Linked DNA regions of Mus musculus: region 2 is linked to region 1. Evidence: chromatin loops called from intact Hi-C (ENCODE). Cell type or tissue: left cerebral cortex. All regions are shown on one strand. Each heading gives the region's core, and the rest is flanking DNA. Links, peaks and the distances in the headings are about the cores only.

The links. Hi-C counts contacts between places; a loop is a spot of excess contacts. Peaks named below come from ENCODE experiments on the same cell type or tissue, not always from the same donor. Only the 100,000 strongest peaks of a DNase experiment are listed, where the experiment ranks them.
Region 2: a loop joins it to region 1, with 6 times the contacts of the local background. A loop is called at or near these places in 19 of 42 quality-filtered maps.

Annotation. Positions count from the first base shown.
Region 1 is chr14:110,747,641-110,763,886 of GRCm38, forward strand. It overlaps Slitrk6 (SLIT and NTRK-like family, member 6), which reads right to left and starts at 7,509. Exons shown (of 2, transcript NM_175499.4): 1 at 6,988-7,509; 2 at 938-4,657. The coding sequence starts at 4,633. The coding sequence ends at 2,111. In left cerebral cortex, for the core only: a CTCF peak has its summit at 7,614; DNase peaks (open chromatin) are centred at 7,426 and 7,521.
Region 2 is chr14:109,882,891-109,899,136 of GRCm38, forward strand. It overlaps Gm25901 (a small nucleolar RNA gene), which reads right to left and starts at 293; the gene lies at 164-293. In left cerebral cortex, for the core only: a CTCF peak has its summit at 8,460; a DNase peak (open chromatin) is centred at 8,438.

The DNA of each region.
Region 1 (16,246 bases), core at 3,758-11,757:
AAATAACTTTGTTTCTCTTGATAATAAGTTGAAAAATTAAGACTATTAATTTCAGCAATGAAAAAAAATCCATGGAGATATAAAATGTTACTGCACTGAAAAGAGAAGGATAGTCCTGAAGTCATAGTTTTCTTCAAGCATGTATGTACTTGCATGCACAGATCCACTTCAAAGATTCCTAAGGCATGGGGATTTTCAGACCTTGCTAATACGACTATGGTTGTAATTGGGATAAAAAATATCGGCAGAAACTCAACTGGGTAGGAGAAATAGGATAACACATTTTTTGCTCAAGAGTTTTTTGTTTACTCATTGTATTGTGGGTAAACTCCATCCTTGGAGAAATTATCAGTCACTGTACTTAATAGTTTTTCTACAAACATAAAGAAATCTTATTACATGCATTTTACCTAGAAAGTTTTATTCTGAGGCAAAAACACAAGCACGTTGTCTTTCCAAGTTCTGGAAATTAATAAAGTGATATTGGTTTACAATGAGTCTTTAAAGTTTTGATTCCTTTCATGTAAGAAATAATTTGCAATATAAATCTAGTGACTGTGATTACAGATTAGGCTCAGATCTAGTCTTGAAACCTTTTGGCCCAGATATCACAGTATTGGTAGTAGGAAAAGAATTTGAGTATTGCAAGATGAAATACCTGGTAGAATACTCAGACATTGCTGAAAGACATTGTTACATGAGTGGACAAGAGTACATTTTTTTTCATTAATTTCTCTCCCAACAAGTGTTCAGGATTGCAATGTGTTAAAAACACAGATTCCAATTACACTGAGTGATTCGTGTGTGTGATGAACACAGGACTTCTATGCACACACAAATAGAACCAGCCTTTTCCATATGCAGAGAGTATACTGAGGTGATAATCACAACATGACTGAATCACAGCTTAGAATAATTGATTGAAACACTTTGAGAAATGTTTTCATTTTACTTTTATTGAAGTGAGCAATAATCTTAAACTTTCTTAAAAGGCACCCAAGTATAATTATCTTGTGAACCAAAAATATACAAAACTGTACAGAATAAATAGTTCATAGAAATCTAGTGATACCTTCTTGTAAAATAAAGCTACACTGTCCCTCTCCTGAGGAAGCTCAGAACACTTACCTGTAGAAACGCCTCTTGCTACTAATCTACACGACCTATCAGTGTATGTCAATAAAAATAAAATAAGTTTTACTATTCATTTTATACCTTTGATTTACATGCCACAAAAGACATGTTTTCTTATCATTATCATCCAGTTGTACAAATAATTAACACTATGAAAAGAAGCAAACTTACTAAGTGCTCTAATCATATATACAGTAGAATCTCAGTAGCATTTAAAAAAAAATATCCCAAGAAGAATAGAATGTCGAACACAAATCACATACCTTAGGTTCACAGCAGCATTACATCAAAAGATATCCACAGAAAATGTGTAGATTAAACTCACACATTTGCTTATTTATCCCACAGGAACTATTTGCCATCGTGAGTCTGAATTCAGAAACCTTAGCAATGGCACCCTTTGTTGAAAATTCGGAATCGTTAATGGTGCACGTAATTACAAATTGTACATTTTCACTTACTATTGCCACTTTTTAAATTTAAGTTCCAGTTCCCCTTTCACTTTTTGTGAGAAAATTTAGTGTGATTGACAGTATAAATTTCTGACATATATGTGATTATGAATAAATTCCTTACATACTATGTATATATATACAGGTATATGCTTAACTGATGAAATTTAATTGTATTTAGTCATGAATAGAGTATCCAAGAAAACTGGAGCTTTTTATGTGTTCAACCCTTTAGGTGTGCAAGAGAAATTCTATGAAATACTTGTAAGCATATGGAGCAATACTACGTACTCCTTGCAACAGTTATATGCAAGGACTTGTTTTATTTGGAACAGGCTATATTGCCTGATGATAATGCCATGGCTTCCTCAATTGTCCCTGAGTTTCACTTTCTTCTTTCATCTCTCATAGGATTACGGCTGTGCTGAATTCTGATTGATAACACCCACGTAAGGCACTTATTTCAAAAGTGTGAACTTAAGTCAGAATCCCAGCATTTCTGCAAAAGCCCACAAGCAGCCCCTCTATGTTTGCTGCTCCAAGACTTCTAAGTAGTCGGGTTCAGCATGCAAGTTAGCTTTGAGCTCAAAGTATTCATTTTTAGTCTGTTCTACCAACACCTTCCTTGGTCGTGAGTACATCAACGTTTCCATTAATTTTAGCTCCTCGTGGGCTCCAGGATAGTTAACCTCCACCTCTGGCTGGAGCTGAGCAAGATTTTTTCTTAGGTACTCTGTGATGCCAAGTTGCTGAAGTTCCCTCTCTTTCTCCAAAATGTTCCTATATAATAAGCTTGCATCCTGAAAGGATATGAAATCTGTTGATTGGTCTGTAGTTTTGTATTTCATATTTGAACCTGTGAGTGGTGAATGATTTTCTCGTTCTAACAGGCTCCTTTGAAGATGTTTTGCATCATTTCCTTCTTTATCATTTCTTTCCTCAACTTCTTCCAAATGCTTTGGACCAAAGGATGGACTTCTGTAGACATGAACCATTGGGCTCACCATGTGTTGTTCATAGAGAGAGGAAGAGGGTCTTTCCGTTGTATGGTGGGTTGTTTTATGACCATACATGCTGTACTGCAAGTGTACAGGACTGTTGTCTCTCAGTTGTTCCTCTACTTTTTTCTTCTTATATCTTCTCCTACGGTGGAGGACAAAAACCACGATCCCCGCGGCACAGAATACAATAGTTATGAACACAATCAGGAGTCCTAATATTAGAACTGACAGGGGCACAGCATCAGTGAGAGAACTGAAGAGTGTACTAGCTGTATCTGCCGCCACTGTGGGAGAAGTGACAATAACATAAGTAGTCTGGGTTGGCATGGAAGGATTATTCACTAAACCAGGGCAAAGAAGATCACTGTTGAGGGCTTTTAATTCTTTCTTGTCAAGATGCCCTGGGGAAGTGCAGAGGATATCATCAGTCATGGTGCCCTTGCCAAGCTTGTGGATCCATTGCTGCAATCCAACCAAGTCACAAGAGCAGTCCCAGGGGTTATCCTCAAGGTCAATCTGTATCAGGAAGTCAAGGTCATCTAAGATGTTGCTTACAGGTAAATGGGTGAATTGGTTTGTTTTAAGATTTACTCTAGTTAGAGGAATACCTAAAAAGATATGTGCCGGTAAAACTTGAAGGAGATTGTTATTTAAATAAAGAACTTTCAGTTTAGGCATTGGGTTGAAGGTCCCTGGTAATATTTCCTTTACCGCATTGTACTCAAGATACAAATACTCGAGACTGTGGAGACCAAGGAACATGCCTTTATTGAGTTTGGTCAGATGATTGCCATTGAGATAAAGCTTCTGGAGTCGTGTCAGATTCATAAACGATCCTTCTTCCAGAACTTCAATGCGGTTGTTTCCCAAGTGAAGCATTTCCAAAGTGAAATAGTCTGTGAGGTCAGACTTCATTAAGGTGTGAATGATGTTGCCTGCAAGAATCAGCTTTCTAGGGTTGTGTGGAGGAGGCTGTAGATCTGACAAGCTTTCTATATTGCGCTCCTGACAGTGGATAAGAAGCCCCGAAGGGGAGAGAACTTTGCAATTGCAAGGGATAGGACAATAAGGTACTGGAAGCTGAGTGGATGGCTTTGTAAGGTATGGTATCAAACCTGGTGCTTTGGTAGGTTGTTTCAAAATGGATGTATTCTTGCTTGATAGGCGGCTGTCACTTGTTGAAGATGTTATGGCCAGCAAAGATCCTGATGGATCCTCATGCTCTTCGTATACTGGTGGAGTAGGGCAAAAAGATTCCTTTTTCAGGCGACTCAGTACACTCCCTTTGAAAGGTGGAGGGCTGTAGCATATCACATCACCAATTATAGATTGTGGAGGCATATTTTCTAGCCAGTTTTTTAGCTGCAACAATTCACAATTGCAGGCCCACTTATTGTCCTCCAATTGGAGATCCAATATCCGGCCAATGTGTTCTAAAAAGCCAACATAAGGCAATGTTTGCAACTGGTTCCCACGAAGATCTAGATGGGTTAAAGGAACAAATCGAAATATGTTTGGAGGAAGACTCTCAATAGCGTTGTCATTTAAAATCAACACCTTTAGCCTGTTGAGCTTGCTGAAGGCACTTGGTTCAATTATCGTAATGAAATTATTATCAGCCTGCAAGAATTCCAGGTTCTCCAAACCATGGAAGGTATCCTCTTTAAGAATTTCCAAAGAATTATGATTGATATGAAGTTGCTTAAGAAGCCCAAGGCCATTAAATGCACCAGTCTCTATGTCTGCTATATTGTTAAATCCAAGGTGTATTGAAAGGGCATTGGTAAGTCCAGAAAAGTCGTTCGTGTGAAGCATTGTCAAGCCATTATTTAATAAACTTAAGTGGAAAGGTCGTGATGGTGGCACACTGATTTGGGATAATTTATTGATTCCTTTTTCTTCACAGTTTATTATCATTATGCCATCTTTCTCCTCACAATTACAAAGAGTGTCGCAAGAGCCTCTGACTGAGGGCATTGGTGACTGGGACTGTAGAGACAGACAAGCAAGAAGAGATGGATAAAGGAGATAAGTCCACAGCTTCATTTTGTCATATGATTGGATCTGACTCTGTAAAAAAAAGATTAATAACAAGGGATTTTAAATGCAAAAGCAGGGAGAAGTGTCTGAAAAGATATGTATACAAAGAAAATTGCCATGAAACTATGAATAACTTGCTGCATCTTCATTTTCTTTTAGTTTGAATCAACATTTAAACAGAGTACTTTAACTTGTATCTTCCTCAAAATTAAGGTTAATTAAACATTATAATATTATATCTGCACTTGTGATCACACGTATTAAATAGTTCTTTTCACAGAGAAGAGAATGCTTCCTGGCTAACTGGACACTTCAACTTGGTTCATAACTGAATTTCTGAATATACCATAACTAATTTCCCTTGCAAAAAATTCTATGAATGCCAGAAAATTATGTGTGTGTATCTGTGTGTGTGTGTGTGAAATGAGATAAAATAGTAGAGCACTGGTGATAAATACATGACACAATGTTGTGAATGTGTGTATAAACATGTATGCACTTGTAAGTGCATCTATGTTCTCAGGAAACCTGAGATAACTATTTATGTATAAGCATATCTTTGGTTTAACTCTTCTTGGTTTTGCAGAATATATGCATAGTGTTGAAAATTCACTTTAAAAGATTAAGGAAGATGTGTCTTTCATTGTATAATAAAACATAGTAGTATAAAAATGACTTTGTTTTGGCTCTTTTTTTTCCCCTGAGGCTTTTTGTACGATGCTTCTGAGCATCAAATGTATATGCTTAAAAATACCCACATTTTTTTTAAAAAGGCACTTTATCTTGGATATCTAGATGTGAGAAACTTTCTGCTGCTTTTAAATTTCCTCATGAATGAAGTAAAACTTAGTTAAATAAAAAGAATTGATAACATGTATATCAATATTTTCTAAATAAACAAACAAATGAAACAACAAAGCAAGCAATGCCTGCTCTGAAGGTCTGGCCAGTGACTTGCAGAGGACACACTAAGCAGGATGTTGGACACTGAATGTCACCTCACAACTCAACCTTCCATAAGGCATGCACTTGCAAAAAATGAGGTCTGAAATAAACTGCACACCTTTAAAATGTTTCAGGATAATCTTTAGATGCCTAAAAAAAGTGATAGATTAGTAAGCAACCATTTATATAAGCCATCAATTCCCACAACACTACAAGTATATCAGCAGTCCTCAGACTCACTTTGAAATGATTTCAGAGACAAGGAGAACCACATACAAATCTAAATATATATATAAACTTGTTCCTTTCTTTAAATATTTGGCCATAAGTAGATAAATGAAGTTGAAAGACAAGCACCATAGTTCATAACCATTGAGCATTACAATGCTGATTAATGCTTTCAATTTTGTAGATAAAAAACAAATAGTAACTTTGATGTTAATTACAATCAGATTAAATATCCCAGACTGAGTCAATAAGCCTGAAAGTAAACTTTGGTCCCTGAAAATACATTGTTTCCTTGGAAACTTACAATCCAAAGTTTCTGGAAGGCAAAAGGCAACTGAAGGTACAAAACAATAGAAAGCCTTTGCATGTCAAGGCAAAGTTAGGAGGATCTACATTTCCATGGGGAGAAAGACTAATTTTAAACAGTCCAGAGCACTCTGCTCAGAAGGAAGGAGCTTGTATTGGAGCCTTCCGCTTGTGCTTTGGCTCACAGAAAGTCTAAGTAATTCATAAATTACTAACAAGGAGTTTGATTTATTTCATCAACAGCAGCATCCTGAGAACCCAGTAAATATTTTCCAGATGTTAACAGCTTATTTTTTATCTTATAAGCAATTTATGCTATTTAAAATGTGCATGGTGTATTTTTAAATCTTTTCAGAAATGTATAGCTATCAAGAATCAGCCTCTATTGCCCATATCTAATATAATCTTAAAATAGCCACAACTCCAATGGCATATTTTCAGACTATATAATTTCATGACAGAACCATATAAAAGTATCATACGAAGTTCAAAGCATTGCCTAATGTGCCTATACTTGAAATTCAACCATAGCATACAGCTGTGCCTCAGAAGGCACACACTTTTAGCTTCTAACAACAAACTGCGTATTTAAAAAGAAAGAATCGCATATTATGGAATCAGCCAGCTGTTGAACTAAATGCCCACAGCTCAGGAGACAAAGCATCTGCTTCGGCATTCGCTTGGCCAGTGAACAAAGATAAAATGAGTATCCTTTAAGGAAGAGAGAGAGAGAGAGAGAGAGAGAGAGAGAGAGAAAGAGAGAGAGAGAGAGAGAGAGAGAGAGAGAGAGAGAGAGAGAGAGAGAGAGAGAGAGAGATTTTCACTGTCTTCAAGATAATACAAATATCGATATAAAAAAAAGCTGCAAACATTCCTCTTACCTGTAAAGCAGTCACTTCCTGGTGCGATATGAAATGCCCAGCTGGAAGAAGTGTCCAAAGTCAATCAGGTTCTTTATTGAAAAAGAAAACACCAACCACAGGACCACAGTGCACTTTCTCCTCAAATATCACTTTTTCTCAAGTCTCATAGCTTCAGAAAGTTAAAACATCTGGTCGAAGGCGAAACACTGAGCCCTTAATTTTCATTGAAAGTCTTGCAGGCAGAACACACACTGGAGCATCCTGAAGCCAGAGTCCCTTTCTCCCCCAATTAATATTCACAGCATACTTCACAGCTATGCTGACTTTGTTTTGCATATAGTTAACCATTGACAAGCTGCTGATCACTGTAAATAAACAAGACGCTTTGCGGAGACCCGGGGGTGTTCACTCTTGCTTTCTTTGGTTGTAGATCCAGACTGCTGTACAGCTCTCCTTCCTCTCGGTCGAGTCTTTCTAGTTAGCTCAGTTTGTTATTAGTCAGATTGCCAAGGACTGGGAGGTAGGCGTAAATAAAGAGACTTCTTGGCTTTTGACTCAGCCTTTAAGCCCTTCCCCATCAGAAGTGCTTTAATCTGCCAGTGTCATATAACACAGGAGACAGCTCCACCTTGGGACTGTTCAGTGCCTCCTATTTCTGCAAACGGTCTTTGCACTGCTTTATTTATTTATTTATTTATTTTTTATCAAATAGAGAGCAAATGAATTTTGATGGAAATGATTGCACGTGGCTTTAAATGCTTAATAATGTGTTTTGTTATGAACGAACCATGAATAATATAATGCTGAAATTGTTTCTTGCACAGCAGTATACTCAACACACACACACACACACACACTGAAACGACAAGCAGCCTTCCTGCACAATAGTTACTTCCTGTCATTTTATGCTTGGTGTTTTGAGTTGAAATTGGGCACTAATTAAATTTAAAATGTGACACAAATTGCTTCTCTGAAGAACATGGCTTTTTCATTCACCATTTAAAAATAAATCAAAAGCCTGATGTGCGACTATAGTTTTCAGGCTTCATTATTTTCCCCACTAGAGAAAATATTTTATAATGAAGCTAAAATTTGGGGCCACTGCTGCTTCTGACTTATTCAGATTTTTGTTTACAATGGAAGTGCAATTATTTTAAAAGGTATTTAAATAAATAAGATTATTTAGACTGCTTTATAAGCTGCATGTCACACACCTACGTATGAAATTATATTTACACATCAAAGTGAATCTAGTTACTTATGTAATAACTGCAGCATTTTGATTTTAATTGTATTAGCTGAGAAGAATACAAGCTCCTAAGTAGTTCATATTTTAAAAATATTTGTTTCTTCTAATCTTATACATTTTAAAATCTTTCTGAGGATTCACAAAGTTTACTTCTTTAGTTCTCTAACAGTGTGATTATAAGAACTTATTTATTTATGGCATTCCAAATGCCTGATCATTTCATTCATAAAATGAATGTATTAGATACCCATATTTGTTTCTCCAAACACATACTGTTTAGATTTCTTCTTGCCCTAAGATTACACATAACCTGACATATCACTTCAGAAAAATTCACTCTGATGATAAGTACAATATCAAAAAGCAAGAATAACAACTGGATTTTTATTCAGTTATTGACCTAAGTATACACTTAGGTCGTCCAGGATTTTATGATGATTCCTCTGTATTATGTTATCTATTCACTCTTTTATCTATTTCCTTGGCATTGTGTGTATTAAAATTGGGGCAGAGCCAAGAGGACAGGAAAAATTGTGAGAAATAGGAGGATGAAGAGTGGGCATTAAACTAAAATGAGGGAATGATTGTCAGAGTATACACTGATTGGCTAACTCAAACCTACTTAATAGCATAAATAGCAAGTTCCACATTAGAATTGTCACTCACCAGAAATTAAGAGAGAAGAGAAATTCCAAACATCTGAAAACACAATGTTCTCATATTATTATTTTATATTGGGAGGAGGGAATGCCAAAAAAATAAATAAAGAAAAGAGACAAGTCTTGTGAACAAAATTTCTTCTGGACAATTGGAAAGTATGTGCTGTATACTGTTTTTACCTGTACTGATATATCTATCTAGTTTTAGCCAACTTGAACATATGTCTGTTTTCCAGTAGCAGAAATTTATGAACTGTATCTTGAATTCCTTAGCCTTACATTATAGTATATAAATTACTGTCTAATTAACAAGCGGAAAGAAATGATGAGGCTTAAGATGCTGTAGAGATGGGAGTGTGGGTCAGGGGTAGAAGCTTACACAGCTTTTGGAAGGCCTTTGGTTTGCTCCCAGCACTTAAACAAAATTCACTTGTTCTGTAACGTTCAATTGAAACAAAAAGAAGAGTTGTTTTGAGTGCAATTTGTAGCATTCTATAGAAAAAAATGATAATGCTGATAACATATTTTAAGCATAATCTTAGCATTAGTTAAATACAAAACTTAAAACAGTCTTAATGATTATAGGTAAGCCTCTTGTTCTTTAGGCCTTACTAACTGTCATGATCAGTTATTTCATTCCATAGATACAAAATATCCAAGCCATGAATGGCAGGTGCACATTAACAATGGCCAGGAAATAATGGTGTTTTAATCATATTGTCTCTCCTTATCTCAGAGTTCTCCAGTGTTGGATCTCTCTCTCTCTCTCTCTCTCTCTCTCTCTCTCTCTCACTCTCCCTCTCCTCTCTCTCTTTTCCTCTCTCCCTCCCCGTCTCTCTCTTGACTGTGGTAATGAGGAAAGAGAACTGAAAAGCAGAGCTACAGTAGTGTTCATGTATCTGTTCCTTTCTGATCTTGACTCTGGATGGAATATTAGGTTCCTAAAGTTTTAGATTATAAAAGAAAAAAATTAAGTCAAATCAAAGATGTTCCTGAAAAGCTGCTTTTAGATTAGGTCTTTTACCACACCATCAGAAATGATATCATAAGAGTTCATAGAGAGATCACATGTTAAGGGGTTAGAGGTGGGAGACTATGTTGACTAGTTTATATCAATGTGACTTGAGCAAGTTCAATTCAAAAATTGGGCAACTCGGCTGAGAACACTCTCAGCAGATTAGCCTGTGGGCAGGGATGTGCTTCATTTTCTTAAATTAGTAACTGATGAGGAAGGGCCTGGCCCATCACCAGTGTTGCCCCCCCCTTTGATAGATGTTCCTGGACTGTATAAGAACGCAGTCTTTAGCAAGAGATGAGGAGTAAGCAAATGAGCAGCATCCTATTGTCTGTGCATTAGTCCCTGCCTATAGGTTTCTGCCTTAAGTTTCTGCCAAACTACTGTGGATGGTGAATTGTACGCTGAAATAACCTTTCACAGTAAGTTGCTTATAGTCATGCCATTTTGCCACAGAATTAGAGCTAGCCAACACAGGTGTTACAATCATAAGTCCAAGTATATTACTAGCTATATAGTGAGTTCAAGGCCAGCCTGGGCTAGATGAGACCATACCTCAAAATAAAAGAGATTTGCTCATTTATCCTTGGACTAATTGTACCTTAGAGAACTTGTGCAGAGATGTACTTATTTTAGAATAATGTTTAAGTATTAAGGTGGAGTATTTAAAACAGCTGAATTGTGGAATTGGAAGGATTGCAGACCTAGACATATGAGTCACCTTTGACATGACATAGGTATGACTTAAATATTTTAGATAGAAAATATATATATATCTTAGTGACACTGGGAATGAGAAACACACAAGGAGTGTTCAAATTCTTGAGGTTTTACATCTGAAGAAAAACTTTAAGCATATATCCTGAAATAAATATCACTTTTATGTATTTATAAACTTCCATTGAAGGAAATATTCAACTCAGATATTCAAAATAGCTATCTATCATCTTGTTTTGTCTACTCCATAGGATACTTAAATTTATAATAATGTTAATAAAATGAAATCTAAATAACTAAGATTAATGCCAGTGAGGTTATTTTGCATTGCTTTAAAATGTTTCTTTGGCAATTTCATCCATACCTAGATGAGGAAATCTAGGCAGTTAATGGCTACTGAGCCTAGAGAATCAGTAGCCATTCTTGAATAATAATTATGTTATTATTACTAGTGATATATGTGTGTGTGGGGGGGGGAAGATACATGTGCTACTGGCTACAAAGGAAGGTAAGAGGAGGAGATCCTGGAGTTGGTTTCTTCCTTCCTCTTTTATATGAATTCATGTATTAAATACAGGTCTATAGGATTGCACAAAAATGCTATCATCTGCAGGCTTATCTAACAGGACCCCAAATGCAATAATTTTATGAACATTAATAAATATAATATAATATATCTTAATCAAACTTACAGTTTTCTTTAAATATGTTGATTGAAGTGTATTTATTTTATTAAAAGTTTTAAACAAGCTGACATAAAGAAAATACTTTCTAACAATCCCAAAGCTTAGTATCAAAGTTAATATTTACTTTTGACACTATATTTTCCATTTTATAAAATAATTAATAAAGTGAAATATTATTTTTACTAAGAATGAGTGAAGGGTGCTTGAGGTACAAAGTTTTGAAACTGTAGACAGGATGTAAAACAAATGTATAGATAACATAGATACATACCTACATAAATAAAATAAATAAATAAATAAATAAATAAATAAATAAATAAAAGAGCTGCTGTGTAGAGAGGCAGAGCCCATTTCCTCTGAGACTACATTCTCTGATAAATTGACTATAACCCAGTGAAAAACCACAAGTCCAAAGTGTTTGATATTTGGGCAGACCAAATTGGATGTGATGATCAAATGACTCCAATTTGGGTGAGGAGCAAAGCAGAGCATTGAGAAGGATCTGCGAAGGGTTGAGTTGGTAGTGGAGGGAAAATGAACAAAATAAATTGTATACAATTCTCAATGAACTCATAAAACCTTTATAAAATATTGCTTTTAATTATCACATTTCTGTGCGTTGCAATTAAAGCCAAATTTGCTTTTCAAATATTAAAATTAGATTTTGCATTCATGTTCCAGTGGAAGAGAGAAGACCATCGGGTTTTACAATCATCATTTCTTGGAGATACGATTGGAATGTGAGTAGAGCCACAAGCAGTGTCTTCCTTGCAGTAACAATATACATTTAAATGAAGAACACAATTTTCAGTTGATGAAGAACATATCTTCCTCTTGTTTACCATTCCTCCTGCATCTTAATAAGTGAGAATGGCACTGGCACAGGTCCAGCTTGTGCAATCCTTCTCTCAGGTTTGTCTTATGGGATGGCATATTTTGGAAGAAATGAGTGACATAAATGCAATCATTTGCCCCATTGCATATAAATGAGTGTTTCAAAAAGAGTGTTTGGCATTGAAACTTTATCTAAAATGATTAAGCTTTAATTGAATCTTATATTTCATTCATGCCTTATATAATCTGACTGTAAATATGCAATACTAAGAAAAGGACAATTTATTTATCCTAAAAGAAGTTTTATGTAGGAACAAAGATGGGGTATAGACAGTAAGAGTCACCAACCAATGTCTGACCGAACTAAGACTAATCCCATGGGCAAGAACTAATTCCTGATATTATTAATGATACTCTGTTTTGCTTGTAGACAGGATCCTAGCATAAGTGTCCTCTGAGAGGCTCTACCCAGCATCTAATGGAAACAGATTCAAAATAAATGGAGTATGGGAGGTTTGTGGAAGAGTTGAAGAATGATTGAGGGACCCAAAAAACATTAGGGCTTCATAGGACCACCAACAGTGTCACATAACCTGTACCCTTAAGGGCTCCCAGAGACAACCACCAACCAAAGAGCAAACATGGGCTGGTCCTAGCTCCCCCCTCCCACATAATATGCAGCTTGGTTTTCATACAGGACTCCTAACAACTGGAGCAGGGACTGTCCCAGAACTGTTGCCTGACTGTGGATCTTGTTTCCCTTACTGGGCTGCCTTGTCTGGCCTCAGTGGGAGAGAATCCCCCATTCCTGCAGTGAGGTGATTGCTAGGGTGGAGTTATAACCAAGGGGGAAATCTTCTTCTCAGAGTTAAAAGGGAGCTGGTAATGGGGGGGATCTGTATGAAGGGAGGACTGTAAGGAGGGGAGGCTGATTTTGGAGGTACGGGAAAAATAAATAAGGAGAGAGAGAGAGAGAGAGAGAGAGAGACAGAGACAGAGACAGAGACAGAGAGACAGAGAGAGACAGAGAGACAGAGAGACAGAGAGAGAAACAGAGACAGAGAGAAGAGAGAAGAGAGAGGGAGGGATAGGGGAGGGAGGGAGGAAGGGAGGGGGGAGAAGAGAGAGAGGAAGCATGGATGGGGGAGGGAGGGAGGGGTGAGAGAGAGAGAGAAAGAGAGAGAGAGAGAGAAGCTTTATGGTCCAATTTCTGTTGCTGAATTGAAGTTGGTTCACACTCACTTATACCATTGTTTAACCGAGGGAAATCTAAAATAGAATAAAGCAAAACAAAGATAGGAACAAGGGAAATCAGCTGTTTCCATAGAAAATGTGTTAGGGATTCCTTAACACTCTCTTCTTCTAATTGATGACTAAGCAAAGTGACTCACCAAAGTGTGTAGGAATTCTTTCATGTTGAAAAATGAGCAATATACAAAAATGCAGGCAAGCCCTTGTGCTGAAACAGTGTTAATCCAAGAAGTTTGCTTACAGGGAGAAACTCTGAGGTAGGACCTAACTCTCCTTTGTATTATTATTATTATTATTATTATTATTATTATTATTATTATTATTGCCTATACATGACTGTAGAGTATGTTGCAGAGATAAGTAGCCTCTCAAGAAAAATTATATATATATATATATATATATATATATATATATATATATATATATATACACACACAATGATATCAGATCACATGTTACATGAATGTGTAAAATTCCATGAAGGCCCAGCCCTATATGAAAGACAATTAATGGCTTTTGAGAAAGGGAGATTGGAACTTTTCTAATGAGAAACCTCAAAAGGTTACCCAGAATCAAGTGCTCAGCTCAAACACACATGTGTATGAGTATAGAAGATATTTTGAAGCGTTATAAAACTCAGAGAATTAACCTTTGATTGATAAATTAAACCTCAGATAAGTGAAAAATATCCTTTCAGAATTAACCTATATTTGTCCTAAAGATACATATTCATTTTATATTTTACTTGGAACATGCTTGAAAAATGTAAGACTGTAACTATCTTAATTCAAAAAAATTCTAAAATTTTTCCCTTCCAAAAAGTATGTTTAAGGGGGGAGGGGGAGGGGATGGGGGTTTTCACAGGGGAAACTAGGAAAGGGGATACCATTTGAAATGTAAATAACTAAAATATCTAATAAAAAATGGATGTTTCATTTCCAGAGAGTAGTATTGTAAATATTTATCCAAAAAAGTATTAAAATATATTCAATATATTCTATAGTTTTCATGTATTTGTATACTAAAATATGACAAATACTGAGTATAAATAATAATTATATACTTTGAATAAAAGTTAAGATTATAATGATAAAATTATTCTATTAAATTTAAGTTTTTTGATAAAGAAATATTTTTGATTTAATAAAGAGGAAACATTATTTTGTAAGAATCTTTAGGATTAAATAGCACATGAATTTTGTATATCATATCAAATTTTTCTTGGCCACTAAGATGAATGAAATTCTACCTACATAGAAGGCTTGTTAAAACTAATAATAAGATTATAGACTTGCTCATCTAAACAGTGTAAAGTTTGATGTCACTGAACTTCACTGAATGTGTAAAGAACTCTTTGAAACACATCCTTTTTTCTCGATGAAAAATTTTCAGGAACCTATTTTCTGAGTGGATTCTCTGTAGCTCCAGCTTATAAGAATGTAAGGCATCCTACACTCATTTTAGAAACATCATAATCTTCAACATCATAATCTTCAACAGCTCCTTTACCTTGAGGAATAAAATCAATTCAAAGCAGCACCTACCTGCTCTTCCTTTCTTTCTGAAAAACCACCTTTCCAGAACATTCACACGTTGATATCGTTAGAGATTGTGGTGATATCTCGTGATAACTAGAGGGTAGAGAATATGAAAATAAAGATTTGTAATCTAAAAAGCAATGTTGAATATTGATATCTCATTCCTCAAAAAATAAGTTCATCCTACAGCCACCACGATTTAAAACATTTTTACTCTTTTTGCGCCCTCTAGTGGAATATTAAAAATGGTGCAAGAGAAAATACAGGGACAAACCTGTAAGATTTTCTTCTTACATGAGTAAGGCTTGCAGGTAAATTTATTGCTAATAAAACAATATCATTCTTGAGTGCTAGAAGTACAGTAAAAAATTCAGTAGGTTAATTTTAAAAGTATTCCAAGATGCAATCATATAGCCACTGCACTTTGCTATTCTGTAGCCCGTGATCTTTTGGATATTGATTATAAACATTCCTCTAAATAATTAAATACATACATACATACATACATACATACATACATACGTAAATTAAATAAATAAATAAATAAATAAAATTTAGGCTGTAGTAATTAATTTAACTAAGTAGATGATGATAAATTTAGTTATTTTCCTTGGCTATTTAATTGATGTAATACTAAATATTGTATTATTATACTGTAAGACTTATATTCATCATTGAGCATATAATGTATGTAGAACCATTGGTCATGACATACATCGTAACACAAACTTAGAACAAGAATAAGCCAACTATGTAAGTGAGAAAAATTACCGTAATAAGAATTTCTCTCCAATGCCAAGTCTCTTTGCAGAGTCTAGATTTCTCTTTTTTTTTCTGATTTCAGAATTTATTCACCAATAGAGGATACTGCTATTTACAACAAGAATTTTAAAGAATGGGCAGAATGTATATGAAGATTATATTCTAGTCACATGATTTAAAGAACAAGTTATTCTCCAATATTTATTAATAACAATTCTTTTGCTAAAATATATTTATGTCAGTGTAAATGCATCGATAACAACTGAGGACAAATGATCCCAGAAGTTAATAAGTTGTGAGTGATATGTATTCACTTTGGTTCATTATTTTAATGTTAGTTACTATACACATATATTTCATTTATTATAACAATTTTTAGTATATTTTATCTAAACATAATTTTCAAAAATGAAAATTTGCTTTTAGTTTTTATAATTAAATTGTGTCTCTAGATGTGGAGTTGTAGCCTACTGTCCTTTATTACAAGTTCTTATCCCTTATTCAGAAAACCCTGGGTTCAAATCCCCAAATTCATTAAAAAATAAATCTTTATAATTATCCCAATA
Region 2 (16,246 bases), core at 4,428-12,427, 860 kb before region 1:
GACCCTTTGCTAGGGTTCTTTTTGTGGGATTCCCTCCTGCTCTGGATTCATGGTGGTCCCAGGCAGGGTTCTACTGGTCTTCAGTTTGCTCCCAGGATGAGGAGCCTATCCAGGCCTGCCTGGCATCAGACTGGTGGTTTATCAAGCTCGTTTTATTCCAGAGATTGTTAGGCTACTCATCATTCACGTTTTCACAGCTCAGAATACTGAACATAGACATAATTGCTCTCCTCTCTGCCACCTATGGATGTACAGATGATATATAGCAGCCACACCTGCAAAGTAGGGGCCTGATGATCCCTACATTTTACCTAAGCAAACCTACTTGCAATCCCCTTGCTGTGGCTTCTCTGTTAGATGAGAGTGCAGTTCAGCAAACTCTAGGCTCTACTCTAAGCTACCCTTTTGTCCGGGCCATAATTATTCTTCATATTCCCTATTCCCTAAGCATTTACACTTCACCTGTCATGACACTAAGACAAAGACTGCTTTCTAAACTTTTTAATTAGAAACATAATTATAGCCACTGTGAGTACTTAATATTAGTGAAAAATAACACAGGAAACATGATTTCAGTCCTACCTGTAGCCTTAGATTATTCAAAACTTACTTTAATTAGGATTCTCCAAGGTTTTGATCCTCCTTCTAGTCCACTGTCCAAAAGTAGGGAAATAAAAATGATAAATATCAAAGGGATGTAGACCTGTTTAGAAGTAGTTCTTTGGGGAGATTCCAATCTCCAGTGTCAGGATTCCAGCTGTCCAGTTCAATAGTGTCAGGATACCAACAGTACAGTTCAAAAGGTATCATATCAGCAAGCATGAATGTGCACTGCTGTTTCAATCCAGCAGAAATATCCAGGCCTCCACCAAATCAGCACAATTCAGCTAGAGTGAAGAGAACCAGCAGGAATACAGGGAGAAGTTTTCTGCCATGCTTCTCTCAATGAAGTGAAGATCAACAAAGAAGGGTGACCAATGAAATGTTGTAAGGAAGCAATGCAAGTATGCCATCCCTGTTGAGGCCTGCTCGTATAAACTCTTCAAATATCATGTGTCCTCTCAGGGACTCTGCTTCACAAAAACATTACATGAGTCTGTATCACATGACACAACCAGAAATTCTTGCTTCACTTATCCTCTACCTGTCTTTGCTATTTTTCAGAAACTAGTCAGCCTCTGTCTACTAATGGAGGTGGTATACAGTCCATTCTTCATCTACTAGTGAGATGCTGTCATCTGTCTGAAGGTAAAAAGATTTCCATCCATTTGCTTAGGAATTTCATAAATTCACTCTTTTTAATAACTGAGCAGTACACTATTGTGTAAATGTACCACATTTTCTGTATCCATTCCTCTGTTGAGGAACATCTGGGTTCTTTCCAGCTTCTGGCTATTATAAATAAGGCTTGCGAGGCTATGTCTGCACCTGGAAAACACAGAAGTGTATGCTCACAGTCAGCTATTGGATGGAACACAGTGCCCCCAATGGAGGAGCTAGAGAAAGTACCCAAAGAGCTAAAGGGGTCTGCAACCCTATAGGTGGAACAACAATATGAACTAACCAGTACCCCCGGAACTTGTGTCTCTAGCTGCATATGTATCAGAAGATGTCCTGGTTGGCCATCATTGGGAAGAGAGGCCCCTTGGTCTTGCAAACTTTATATGCCTCAGTACGGGGGAACACCAGGGCCAAGAAGTGGGAGTGGGTGGATAGGGGAGTGAGGGGGGGAAGGTATGGGGGACTTTTGGGATAGCATTGGAAATGTAAATGAAGAAAATAACTAATTTAAAAAAAGATTTATTTATTTTATCTCTTGTTTGAGATTTTCATACATGAGTAAACAGACATTGATCCAATTCACCTGTTTCCACTCTCCTTTTTTAACTTTCTACATTGAATGGTCACCACCATTTTCTGTAATTTTACACACATGGCATCCTTATATCACTGCCAGGATGTGTAGAATTACACAGCCATCCACAGGAACACGGGCTGCCAATCAGTCATTAAACAGAAAGAAACCTGGCTCTCCCTTTTCTTGTGGTCATTAATTGTCAACAGCTTCTAAGCTAGAGGTGGGAACTTGGAAGTTTTTCCCCTACCCTGGATGGAATTGACTGGCTTGAGTTTTGAACATGAATTTTAATCAAATGTTTTATATTTCTGTAATTACATCAAACAAAGATTTGTGTTATTCTTTGTATATTCATAATATTCACAAACAGTTGAAATACCAGTCCACAAGTAAAATATATAACTTATGATTTCTTTCTTCAAAATGTTTTATAGATACACTAGATTGACAGCTGGGTTGTTTTGTGATCTACCACATATAAATCATATTGCCAAAATCTAGGGACAGTTTATATTAAAAAACACTGTACCGATGACCTTTTAAATTTGATGTAAGGCAGAGTCAGGCAAATTTTTGAGTTTGAGGCCAGCCTGGTCTACAGAATGAGGTTCAGGATAGCCAGGGTTACACAGAGAAACCCTGTCTAAAAAAAAATTTGATGTAAAAATATCATATCCATTCAAATATAATGATTTAATTAGATATAATCCTATATTTCCTGTTAACACAGGGTTTTGTGAGTAGTGTTGGGGCCTACATACATATGTTTTCTAGAAGAGATTTGGAAACCAGTTTTTCCTGTCTCATCCTTTACCGTATAAAATGCAGGAGGAACTCAGTTTCTCCATTCTGCCTCATTGCATGCTTGCATATTTCTTTGTCTTACTTAGTGATGAAAGAAGCTTAATTCATTTTTTTTTCCAGTTGAGCTGTTGATGACATATCAGTTTAAAGGAACTGGTTAGTATATTTAGCTATTCTTAGCATTGTTCCTGTTTGTCTTAGTCAATGTTTCTATTCCTGCACAAACATCATGACCAAGAAGCAAGTTGGGGAGGAAAGGGTTTATTTGGCTTACACTTCCATACTGCTGTTCATCACCGAAGAAGTCAGGACTGGAACTCAAGCAGATCAGAAAGCAGGAGCTGATGCAGAGGCCATGGAGGGATGTTCTTTACTGGCTTCCTTCCCCTGGCTTGCTCAGCCTGCTCTCTTATAGAACCAAGACTACCAGCCCAGAGATGGTCCCACCCACAAGGGGCCTTTTCCCCTTGATCACTAATTGACAAAATGCCTTACAGTTGTATCTCATGGAGGCATTTCTTCAACTGAATCTCCTTTCTCTGTGATAACTCCAGCTGTGTCAAGTTGACACACAAACACATCACTAGTAAGCCTCAACCCTTAGATTCTTAATCATCCCCAAGGTATAAATAACTTTAAACATTCCACAGTCTTAACATAGTCTTAAAATTTCAATCTCTTTAAAATATCCATCTTTTTAAAATCCAAAGTCTTTTTTTACAGTTAAAAGTCTCTTAACTGTGGGCTCCGATAAAATAGTTTCTTCCTTCAAGAGGGAAATTATCAGGGCATAGTCACAATCAAAAGCAAAAATCAATCTCTAACCATCCAATGTCTGGGATCCAACTCACGATCTTCTAGGCTCCTCCAAGGGCTTGGGTCACTTCTCCGGCCATGCCCTTTGTAGCACACGCGTCATCCTCTAGGCTCCAGATGCCTGTATTCCACTGCTGCTGCTGCTCTTGGTGGTCATCTCATGGTACTGGCTCTCCAAAACACTGCATGACCCCTTCAGTCCTGGGCCTTCAATTGCAACTGAGGCTGCACCTTCACCAATGGCATTCCTTGGCCTCTCACAGTGCTGAGCCTCAGCTGCTCTGTGTGACCCCTTCATGCCTTCAAAACCAGTACCACCTGGGTGACCCTTACACTGTTCAAGCTTCATTCGATATTTAAGTTCACATTGTTTGTGCTCACTATTTACAGATTTTATTTGGAATAATGACATAAGATGTCCAGTGAATGATTGTCAGTGAGGATATGGTAAAGGTACATTATCTACTATATCACCATGCAGGACTCATTGGAGGAGGAGGAGGAGGAGGAGGAGGAGGAGGAGGAGGAGGAGGAGGAGGAGGAGGAGGAGGAGGAGAAGGAGGAGGAGGCAAAAGCCAGTGGTTTCTTCTGGACTTCTTCTTGCTCTAATATATGTTCATAAAGGAGGAGAGGGAAATGTTGCTCAGTGGATAAATGTTTTGTGAGGCATGCTTATGCAAGAAAGCTGAGATCCTTGGTGAATGTATCAGTCTTTCTGTGACCCCTATGGTGGATTTTTTTTTCCTATACAGGACTATAGTCTTTTTTGTATTCACTGCTAAAATTGGACAAGAGAATACTAATGGAGAAGCTCTCTTAAGTGGGTCATTTGATCTGGATTCTTTCTAATCTTGTCTTCACTGTACAAGAACTAATAAGAATTATTCTCCTACAGCTCAGACAGTCTGTCAATTATTCCTCCCTAGTGAGCCCTAGGTACAAGGATTCGGAGCTAGCTTGTATACAATAATCATTATTTTAACCAGAAGACTTGCAATACCCCACACTTAAATGTGATGCTGTGCAGGATGCAAACCCTACAGATCAATCCTGAAGTAAACCTCTATGGAGCAGTAGTAACTAGAGTTCTGTTTGTCAAGTCAAAGCAATGCATACAGTAGTGAGCTGCTGCTCCTTGGGTTCTTTCAGTACTCTGGAGTCCTCTGTCAATAGATGCCAAGGCCAATTAAATACAATTGAATACGATAGTATTTCATTAACCAAAATACCCATGAGAAGATGGAGAGAGGGGGGAGGGGAGGGGGAGGGAGAGGGAGAGGGAGAGGGAGAGGGAGAGGGAGAGGGAGAGGGAGAGGGAGAGGGAGAGGGAGAGGGAGAGAGAGAGAGAGAGAGAGAGAGAGAGAGAGAGTGTGACTAGTGTTGAGAGTACCTGGACCACAACTTAAAAAAGATCAGTGGCAGAGTCCTAGAAACCAGTGCAAGTCTGTTACAATGGCACATGTGTGTAATCCCATCACTTTTAAGGCAAAGGCAGAGGTATCAGGGGTTAAGCCATGTCTTGGTTACATAACCAGCTTAAAATTGGACATGGATACAATATAGCCTGCTTAAAAATAAAATTAAAATACAGAAATAAAAAAATAAGTAAATAAACAAAAAAGCAGTACAATATAAAAAGGGCTAATGAAAGCTTCATTGATTCCTTCTAACTAAAATGGCTACCCAGAGCATAGCACAGTTTCTTTCCATAGAGTCTTTATCATTGACTCAGGAGATTTTGTACAGAATGGACTGGAACAAACATGAAAATGAACTTTAGAATATAACTGTGTCAACTGTGCTCCCTTGTTGGAAAGTCACTTAGAGTATTCTCATCACAAATACACCTCTCTTAAGACTTTCTGCTCTAGGTAAACATATTCTTTGATAATGATGCATGTGTGAGGATATACTTGGACTTATGTACACTGTATGTTCTGGCCAGAAGTCACTTTCTGCTATTATTTCTCAGGAGCCATTTATTCCACTTTCAGAGACAGAGTTTCTCTTTTTCCTACTGGGATAGAAACTCACCTATTAGACTTAGCAGAAAGGCTGCTGAGGCCCAATTTGGTCGTCATGATTGCAATTTGAACACTTCACACACACACTTTTTCCTCATTAATTAAATTATAGGTTATTGATAGTGATGTTAAATAATAAAAACGTATTAATTGGAAATCACTACAATTTCATATGGGAAATTGCTTTGGAGTTGCAAAGTTTTAGTTATTCTTGAAACTGAAATATGTGCATGTTAAAAGCAAAGCAGCTCTGTGGTTTATCTTACAATAACATCATTTTAAAATTGTGTTATGATGTCTTTCTTATTTTTCCTTTTTATTGAATAGATTCCTTCTCATATAATTTATTGTCATAATAAATTTTAAGATTTTATTCCCAATTTCTCCCCTCCCTCTACTCCTGCCAGTTTCTCCCCCATTTTCCCTCTTATCCAGATACACTCCTGTGCTGTCTCTTGCAGGGGCCTAGCAAACACAGAAGTGGATGCTCACAGTCAGCTATTGGATGGGTCACAGGGCCCCCAATGGAGGAGCTAGAGAAAGTACCCAAGGAGCTAAAGGGATCTGCAACCCTATAGGTGGAACAACAATATGAACTAACCAGTACCCCGGAGCTCTTGTCTCTAGCTGCATATGTATCATAAGATGGCCTAGTCGGCCGTCACTGCAAAGAGAAACCCATTGGACTTGCAAACTTTATATGCCCCAGTACAGGGGAACGCCAGGGCCAAAAAGGGGGAGTGGGTGGGTAGGGGATTGTGGGGATGGGTATGGGGGGACTTTTGGGATAGCATTGGAAATGTAAAGGAGGAAAATACCTAATTAAAAAATTCAGAAAAAAAAGAAAACAGGATTCTAAGTGATAATAAAATAAAACAATATATAGCAAAATAAATTTTAATCAGATATACAAATGCTAACACATTAGAATTATATAATATAAACAGAAGAAAAAGATCTCAAGAGAAGGCACAAGAATCAAGCACCCATTTGTTTACACAAAGAACAACTATAACAAAAATGTTAAACTACACATAATATCTACACAGAATACCTGGTACAGACCCATGCATGTCCCTTATAGCATACAACATCAGTCTCTGTAAGTTCATCATGTTTGTAAGTTTGATCATGTTGCTTAGAAAGGCTTAATTTTCTTGATATCTTCTATCTTGTCTGGTTCTTACACTCTTTTTACCTCGTCTTCTGAGGGGGCTCCCTGAGTTCTGAGGGCAGAAATTTGATAGAGCTATCTTATTTAGATGAGTCTTCCAGTGTCTCTTACTCTCTACATAATGTTTAAAGATACTATTCTTTTACAATATGTATTGGCTTTTCCTTCAGTCTCTGATCCACTCTTTGTCCTTGTATTTCCTTTAGACAAGAGCAATTCTGGGTTAATATTTTTGACATGGTGTGATGGTTTGTATATTCTTGGACCAGGGAGTGGGACCATTTGGATGTGTGGCCTTGTTGAAACAGGTGTGACATGCTTGGAATAGGTGTGTCACTATGGGTGTAGGCTTAAGACCCTCACCTAGTTGCCTGGAAGTCAGTCTTTCACTGGCAGCCTTCAGATGAAGATATAGAACTCTTAGCTCTGCTTGTACCATGCCTGCCTGGATACAGCCATGCTCCTACCTTGACGATAATGGACTGAACTTCTGAACCTGTAAGTCAGCCCCAATTAAATGTTGTTGTTTTTTTTTTTTTTATAAGACTTGCCTTGATTATTGTGTTTGTTCACAGCAGTTAAACTCTGACTAAAACAGATGGGTAGGTGGGCCCATCCCTCCATTGGGGGCTGTGCCTAACCTCTGGATATGATCTCTATAGATTCTCTCTCCCCTTTGTTGAATATTCCAGCTAATGTCATCCCCATTGCATCCTTTTTGATGAAAGATTTGAATAATGATTTTTTAATTGGTGAATTTCAAATCAATTCTAAACTATTTGTAATCTCTGAATGGATATAAACCCTAAGCTATAGGTACAAAAAAAAAATCAAAAAGTGGGGGAATGTTCAGACAAGAACAAGAAATTATGAGCTAAAATGCTAATTATTTTGAGTCAAATTTCATGTTTGAACCTCTGTTTTTACCCAAACACCACTTCTGATTATTATAAAAGATTAAGAATTTCTAAAATAAAGAATCCTTCCGAGTTTTTATTAAATATTTTTGTGTGTGCATGTGTATCAGTGTACCTGTGTGCACTTATCATCTGAATAGCTGTTGAGGTCGGAAGAATTTGTCATAACTCTTGGAATTGAAGTCATAGGCACTTGTGACTCCACCTGAGGAATGGGAACAAAATTCTGATTCTCTGAAAGAGCACCAAGACCTTCTTCTTGTTGAGCCACCTCTAGAACTCTTGACATAAAGACTGCACTATTATTTAAAACCAGTTGCCAGGAATTTGAAGGAGCATGGTCAGGTAAAATCAGAGGCTTTGGAAGAAGGAAAGGGAAAGAAAATATTATAATACATTATAAAAAATTTATATTGTCAAAATATAAACAAATGCAAACAAAGAACCTTGACTTTTGTGTGTAGATTGAGCACTCTCTGCCTCAGTTGAAAGAGAAAAGAAACCCCATACATATCTTTAATTTATATGTTGTCACTGAGTTATAGTGGATGCTATTATATTAATATTAATTAAATTATGAATAAATAATAATTGTTTCCTTACCATCACAGGTATGACTTTATAGAAAGAGAAACAGTTTTTTTAAACAAACATTAATAATACAAATTAAAATTGAAAACTTTAAAATCACATTTAAATGAATATCTGTCACTCTTTCTAAGTGAATCTATAATATTTTACTTGTCAGTTCTAAATTTTCGGTGGTGGGGATGTAATTGTCAATCAATTCAGATTCAACTCTCACACATGCAATACCTGCATCACTTGCCACCTACCACACATTTCCTTCAGATTTCACTAGATGGTGCTGTGTATTAAAGTTAATACATTTTAGTCTGTACTGAGTATTTCATCTTCATTAATAACTTCCTCTAATTAACTTTTTATTGTGGTTTTGATAGTAAAGCAGGAAACTACTATTCTATGACTGTTCAGGCTGTATTTATGGACATCATTTATGGAGAGCACTAATGCACACATCATCATATAGTGATGAGACAGGCCAAGATGAGACATGACTGACGTCTTTCCCCTAATAGGCCTAAGGAGCATGCATAATGATGTGTGGCAGCTTATCAAATTGATCAAGGTTAATGCGAACTGTTTTCTTTATCACTTTTTTTGGTGACTAATCAAATTATAATTGATATATCCCACATAAATTATCTTTTCAAGAATATGTAATAATTGTTGGAGTATACTAATTGACCATGCAGAATGTACCTAATAAACCATGAGTGTTTGTCAGGGTATGTGTGTATGTATGCACTCAGCAGAGAGTCATTAGAGAGATGACTCAGCAGCTAAGAGAACTTCATGAATTTGCAGAGGATATGGGTTTGTCCCAGAACTCAGGCTGGGCAGATGTCAGCTACATATGACTACACTTTTACAATGTCTTCTGGCCTCCACGACACATACACACACACACACACACACACACACACAGAGGCACAGGCACATGTGCACTCGCACACACTTGCACACACACACAGACAGACACAGAATGCACATACAATATAGACAACCAGGTACACATAGCATAAATCAAAATGAAAAACAGAATTACATGTAACCAATGTTTTCAGGAGATATTATTGAGATCTTTCTGAGAGATCAAAATATTTTTTTTCAAATTCAGTAAAGTTTAAGATTACTTCTTAAAAATAGTTTATTTTAAAGCAAGTTTAAAAAGTCATTATTGTTACTGTGACAGGAGCCTAGCATGGCTGTCCTCTGAGAATTTCTACCTAGCAGCTCACTGACAGAGATGCAGATACTTAACAGCCAAGCATTAGACTGAGGTCAGGGTCCCCTATGGAGTAATTAGGGGAAGGATGAAGGAATTAAAGGGGATGGCAATCTCCATAGAAAGACCAACACTGTCAACTAACCTGGACATCTGGAAATTCCCAGAGACTAAGCCACCAACCAAAGAGCATACATGGCTGCTCTGAGGCCCTGGCACATTTGTAGCAGGGGATTGCCTTGTCTGGCCCCAGTGGGAGAGGCTGTTTGTTTTGTCTAGTCTGGTAGTCTTGATGCCCCAGAGAAGGGAGATGCCCTTGAGTGTAGTCACCCTTTCAGAGGCGAAGGGGGCTGGGATAGGGAATTCTGGGAAGGGGGCAACATTTGTGATGTAAATAAACAAAATAATTTTAAAAGTCATGATTGTAAAGCACATTTTTTAAAAAAATTCTGGCTAATATGCCATTATATATCATAAATGTTAGTTTAATGACTATTGTACTGCTTCTGACTTCTCAGATACAATGTTTGTGAAATATCCAAGAAGATACTCATCCTGTCACCTCCTTGCTCTTTCTAAGTATCTCCCTGAGTTAACCTCACATTGATGCTATGGTGCCTGGGTCCACATTCACTGAAATACATACTTACATGTGCTCCTTTGAATTTCCACCAGTTGTCTTTACACATAACCACTTATCAGAGAAAAAAGTATTTCTTCCTTGGTATATCAATGGTCATTTTTCAAAATTCAAATCTGTAACACATCTTCAGGCCACAAGCCTTCCCATGCTACTATAACACAGAAAAAAACTTTATATTCTTCATAGTAGCTGTAAAAAATCTTCAAGAATTTGATTTCTATTTTCATATCTGTTTTTGTGTTAGCTGTTTATTTTTCATTATATGTTTTGGTAAATAATTTAAGCTTCAAAACAGACTTTGTGTATTATCCAGTCTCATTTTCTGTATTTACTGACACGTGAGTAATTGTTTGTGATTTAAAGAATAAACATAGTAAGTGGAATCAAGGAATGGAATGTGACCATAGATGGTTGTTTTTGTTAATTTAAGGTAAGCTTTAATTAGAAAATACTGCTCAAAAGTAGATAGGTGCCCCTTGAGAAGGAGATGGTTTCAGGTTTTGGTTGTTTGTTTCTAAGGTTTCTGTTGTTGTTGATTAGATTTACCTTCACATCATTTCTTATTCACATGAGATTTGTAAGAAGACTTGTTTAAGTATTTCTCCAGTTCTGCATGTGTGAGTTTGTGAATAGAAAGAGATACAGATGGAAACAGAGATCGATAGAGGATGAGGAGATGAAGCTGATCACAAAAAATAATTGAGCTGAATGAAGAGGGATCCAAAGACTAAGAGAGGAAGGAAAGAGAATGAAAGAGAAAGAAGTTAGGTATAATGTAAGGTATAATAGAAGAAGGGAAAGGAAAAAAGAAAGAAAGGAAGGAAGGAAGGAAGGAAGGAAGGAAGGAAGGAAGGAAGGAAGGAAAGGATGAAGGAAGCAAGGAAGGGAGGGAGAGAGGAAGTGAGGGAGGAAGTAAGGGAGGAAGCAAGGGAGGGAGGGACAGAGGGAGGAAAGGAGTGATAAGAACACTATCTTACTTCTGCTTCAACACAGTTATGCCAGAAAAGTCATCAGTAGTGTAGTCATGACATTGTGGGTATAGGTATGGCCAGCCACTTTTCAAATTTACTTGGTGACAGATTCACAAGAGGGACCTATGAATGGTACTGTAACCCTTGTTAAATGCCCAGGACTGAGAAGATTCTGAATTCTTTCTAGGAAAACTGCTGATTCTGGCTTGATATAGTCACTTTGTCAAACACTCCTTTTAATGTTTACTTTTTAAACCCATAAAATTGTGCCATTCAGCATAATTTCTTTTTGTTGTGGATAATAATCAATGCAGAACCTCTAAGGAGCATCTAAACTGGCCAAAGTGCTGAGAATAATTGACTGTGACTAGTAAATCAAAAGCATGGTATCTATGTCAACCTTCTCATTCCAAGGCTTTAAAAGCATATCAGAAGAGTGGGGAAAATATATGCAGCTGGAAAAGTGGGGAGGGAAGTGTGAAACTGTCCTTTGGACATGGAATGACTGATGAATACCGAAACTGAGACTGCTAATCCTGATGAACTTTATAAAAATAACAATCAACTCACAATAGCAATTATTCCCTTAAGTCTGTATAATTTCATTTTACATAAGTTGTACTATATTGATATTGGAAATAAAATTATCATAGTCCCAACCTATAAAAAAAAATCTTAGCCCCCATTACAGTTGTTAGGGAACGCATGAGCAGTACATCTGCTACATATGTGTCAGGGATCTAGTTTGATTCAGCCTGTGTATGCTCTTTGGTCAGTGGCTCAGTCTCTGAGAGCTCCCAGGGGTCCAGATTAATTGACAGTGTTGGTCTTCCTTCCCCCAACTCTTCTATAAACATCTCTGCTCATTTGGCTGTAAGTATTTGCATCTGTTTTCTTCTGATGCTGGGTAGAGCCTCTTAGAGAACAGTTTGCTAAGATTCTGTCTGCAAACATAACAGAGTATCACTAATCCTGTCTGGGATTGGTGCTTGCCCATAGGATGGGTCTCAAGGTGGGCTTGTTATTGCTTGGCCATTCCTCCAGTTTCTTCTCTACCTTTGACCCTGCCTTTCTTTTTACACAGGGCAAATTTTGGATTGTAAAGTTTTGTGGGCGGGTCTGGGAATCTTTTTATATACTCTTTTTATATCCACTCTGAACACTGCAGAAAAATATTGGAGGTATCCTACTTAGGAATTACTGTTGGGAGGTTCTCAAGTTCTGCACTTTGTCCAGTTGTAGGACTCTGTACTGTACCCATCTGTGGCAAGAAGATCCTTCTTTAATGGGTATTTGGAGTAAATTATATGCTTTCTGATTTCGTTTGCATATGTGGTTTATCTGTGTGTGACTGTATGTCTGTATGTATTCCTTGTGCTTCTCTCTCTCTCTCTCTCTCTCTCTCTCTCTCTCTCTCTCTCTCTCTCTCTCTCTCTCTCTCCTTTATTTCCCTGCTCATTTGTTTTACTTTACTTAGGTTTGTTGGTTTGTATGTTTGTTTGTTTTCAGTTTTTTTTTTTTTTTGATGGATGTTTGCTTTCTAATGAACACATGTAAGTTTGTAGGTTTGGGTAGAAAAGAATGGAAGTAGTATCTGGGAGAAGTCGGGGAAGGAAAACCACAATCAGCATATATTTATGAAAACAAGCTATCTTCAGCAAAAATACTATCATAAAGAAATATATGCAATGGGGCCCTCATATCAGCTGGTGTATGGTGTCCGGCTGGTGATCCAATGTCTGAGGACTGCAGGGTCTGGGTTCAGTTAGAGAAGATGCATTTCACCTTCAAGAGACTTTAGGCCCTAGGGAGTTTAGCCGTCTGAGAGGTCTGGTGCCCTGTGAGTGTGGGTGGGTACATCCTCGAGGAGAGAGGTGGGTAGGGAGGAGGTATGGGGTGTGCAACAGTCATACGGTGTACCGAGAGGGGAATTAAATCTGGAGTGTAAAATAATAATAATAATAACAACGATTTTTAAAAATTTATTTATTATTATAAATAAGTATACTGTAACTGTCTTCAGACACACCACAAGAGGGCATCAGATCTCGTGACAGATGGTTGTGAACCATTTTGGACTCGGGTCCTTCAGAAGCATAATCAGTGCTCTTAGCCTCTGAGCCATCTCTCCAGCCCCAAAGACTAAAATGAAAAAAATAAAAAAGCAGCAAAAAAGAGAAATATATGCTCTTTCTTATCTATCCCTTTTATTTATGCTTTCCTGATGGCAAGTTTAAACATCTTCAGAAAAGCTTATCTTTATGAAATTGTCTTTACTTGATCATATGCTTAAATCACTTGGCCACTTTTGCATACTATCAAAAGCTCTGAAGTCATGGGAGGGCTTTCTGAGGTATGAACAGTTTTTTGTTAATTCTGTATGCATGCATTACAGGGACACCACACTAGAGCCAAATATGTCTCCCAGAGTCCCCACAGTTCATATTTATACTTCATATTTAAAACTCAATGCTGATCCAATATGATGTATATAGATTACATAGTCTAAGACTTTCACATTTTCCTTCCCATAAAACATGAACTTGGACTTGACCTTTCAAACATCATCTCATCCAGTGTGTATATTCCAAAAGACACAGATCTACTATTCCCAGTTCTCTTTTGTAAATTGCTGATCCAGGACATTGTATCTAAACATCTTGAAGATCTTTTAAAACATCCTGTTCTATGTTTGCCACAGGCAAATTGGAGGAAGGCTAAAGTTTACTCAATATGTTAGATATAAAACTCCTAGCATTTCAGCAAACAAACTTCCAAGGCAGTTACTTATAATAACCCAGGAGAACTTATTCCATGTACAGGCAACAGCTTTTGGGATACCCCACACACACCCACACACACACACATTCCAGTTGTTTGAGACTCACATGAAAGCCAAGCTGCACATCTGCTACATGTGTGTGGGAAGACCTAGATTTAGCCCATGTATTTTCATTAGTTGGTGACGGAGACTCTGAGAGCCCCAATGGTCCAGGTTAGTTGATAATGTTGGTCTTTCTGTGAAGTTCCTATCCCCTTCAAGGCCTGTAGTCCTTCCTCCTATTCTTCAATAAGACTGCCCAAGCTCTGTCCACTGTTTGGAAGTGGGTGTCTGCATCTGTCTGAGTCAGCTGCTGGGTGAAGCCTCTCAGAGGACAACATATTCCTGTTTGCAAGCATAACATACTGTCATTAATAGTGCTCAGGATTGGTTCTTACCAATTGGCTGGGTTTCAATTTGGGCCACTTATTGGTTGGTCATTCCCTTAGTCTGTACTTCATCCTCTGTGCCTGCCTTTCTTGTTCTTTTATTTATTTTTTTCTTTTTCATGTGTTTAGGACCTATAAACATAGTGGTTGGGTGGTTCTAAACTGTCCTAATGTTGTGAACCTTTAATATCATTTCTTATGTTGCGGTGAACCCCCAACCATAAAATTATTTTGTTGCTATTTCATAACTATTGACTTTTCTACTGTTATGAATCATGATGTCAATACCTCACATGCAGGATATCTGATATATGGCACCTATGAAAAGGTTGTAACCCACAAGTTGAGAACTGGTACAAAACATGGAGTGATTTGCTTGAATTCAAGTCTGTGCAACACATGAGTACATTGCCTTCAGACCAAAAGAGGGCATGAGATCACCTGAGGCCGAATTACCTGAGACACCACGTGATTGTTAAAATCCTCCTCCAGTTAAGCAGCTATTGCTCTTGATCACTGACTAACTTTTCCAGTCCTATGATTTCTATGTTTATTATTCTTTAAGATTGAATACAATATTTAAAAAAAGTAAGGCACCAATTTTAGTTAATGTTTGAATTCTTGCTCAGTAACTACATTAGATGCTTTGCTTTTCATACAGGGAACAAATTATTCTAAAGTGACCAGGTTCTGGGCACAGAGGACAAGATTGTAGTGCAAGTGCATCTGACCTCTGATCTCGGCAGCTCACACCTTGTGGCCATTTACAAAACAGCAGTTAGGAGACTGCAGATAATGTTTTGCCTAAGCCAGCCTTCACAAGGAAGGCAAACTGCTTCTCAGCATCCTTGCAAAGATCAAGCAAGCTTTCCACAAAGAGTGGGTGAGAAAATGGAACTTGGAACATAGAAATTCTCCTCCTCATCTATTGAAGTAACGGGCAAAGATACACATATATCAAGACAGAGACTGGATTATAAATTCATATTTAGCTTAATTAATTATGAGCTTTTCACATAATATTTTTCTGACAATATTTAGTCATTGATGATGTAAAAGTGTTTCAATTAACATGTTTCTACACGGGTCTTCTGTTGCAGATATAGCTTCCAGTTTTCTGTTTTTATGTGGCACTGAATTTGTAAATGAGTCTCTCATTCTTGTGCTTTTTCTTGGACTCTTTTTCTTTCTAGTGGTTTGTCCTGTTCAACTTTGAATTAATCAGTTTTTGTTTTATCTTATTATAATATATTTTGTTATAATTAAAAATAAATAATGGATTGATTATCAATGTGGGATATAAATAATAAAATTACATTTAAACAAACAATAATTAATTTCAACTGTAACATAACAAGATGCAATCAAATATACAATTGAAACTGAATATATTTAAAGAATTATAATTCCATGCATATGTTTAATACTTTTATGTTTTTACACATTTTAGTCATATGACAGCTTACAAATCCAATGTATATGCTTAAATTATTTTTAAAGATTTATTTATTTAATATACATATTAGTTTTGCCTGCACATATGTTTTTGTGAGGATGTTGTATCCCTTGGAACTAGAGTTACAGGACAGTTGTACACTGCCGTGTGGATTCTGCAAATTGAATCTGGGTCTGCTCGAAGAGCAGGCAGTGCTCTTAACTGCTGAGCCATCTCTCCAGCCCTAGGCTTAAATTTTTAATCAAACAGTCTTCTCTAATCTTTAAAGAGGGAAATATCATCCATAGCCACAGTACATTTTGTTGGTATATTTATATTGAATTTTGTTGTCCACTACTAGAAAATGCTGAAAAATATTATGTCCTAGGAAAAGCTTTGTTGTGGTAATGAAAACAGAGAAATGAAATCTAGGAAGGAGAAATGGTCTGATAAGTGAAATATCATGATTTACTCTCAGTTTGGCTTCTTGATTCGAAGAAGCACAATTAAGAAACACTTGCATCTATGGAAACACACTAATTTGGTTATGGCAGTTAGAAGAATACATATATTCCAGTTATAAT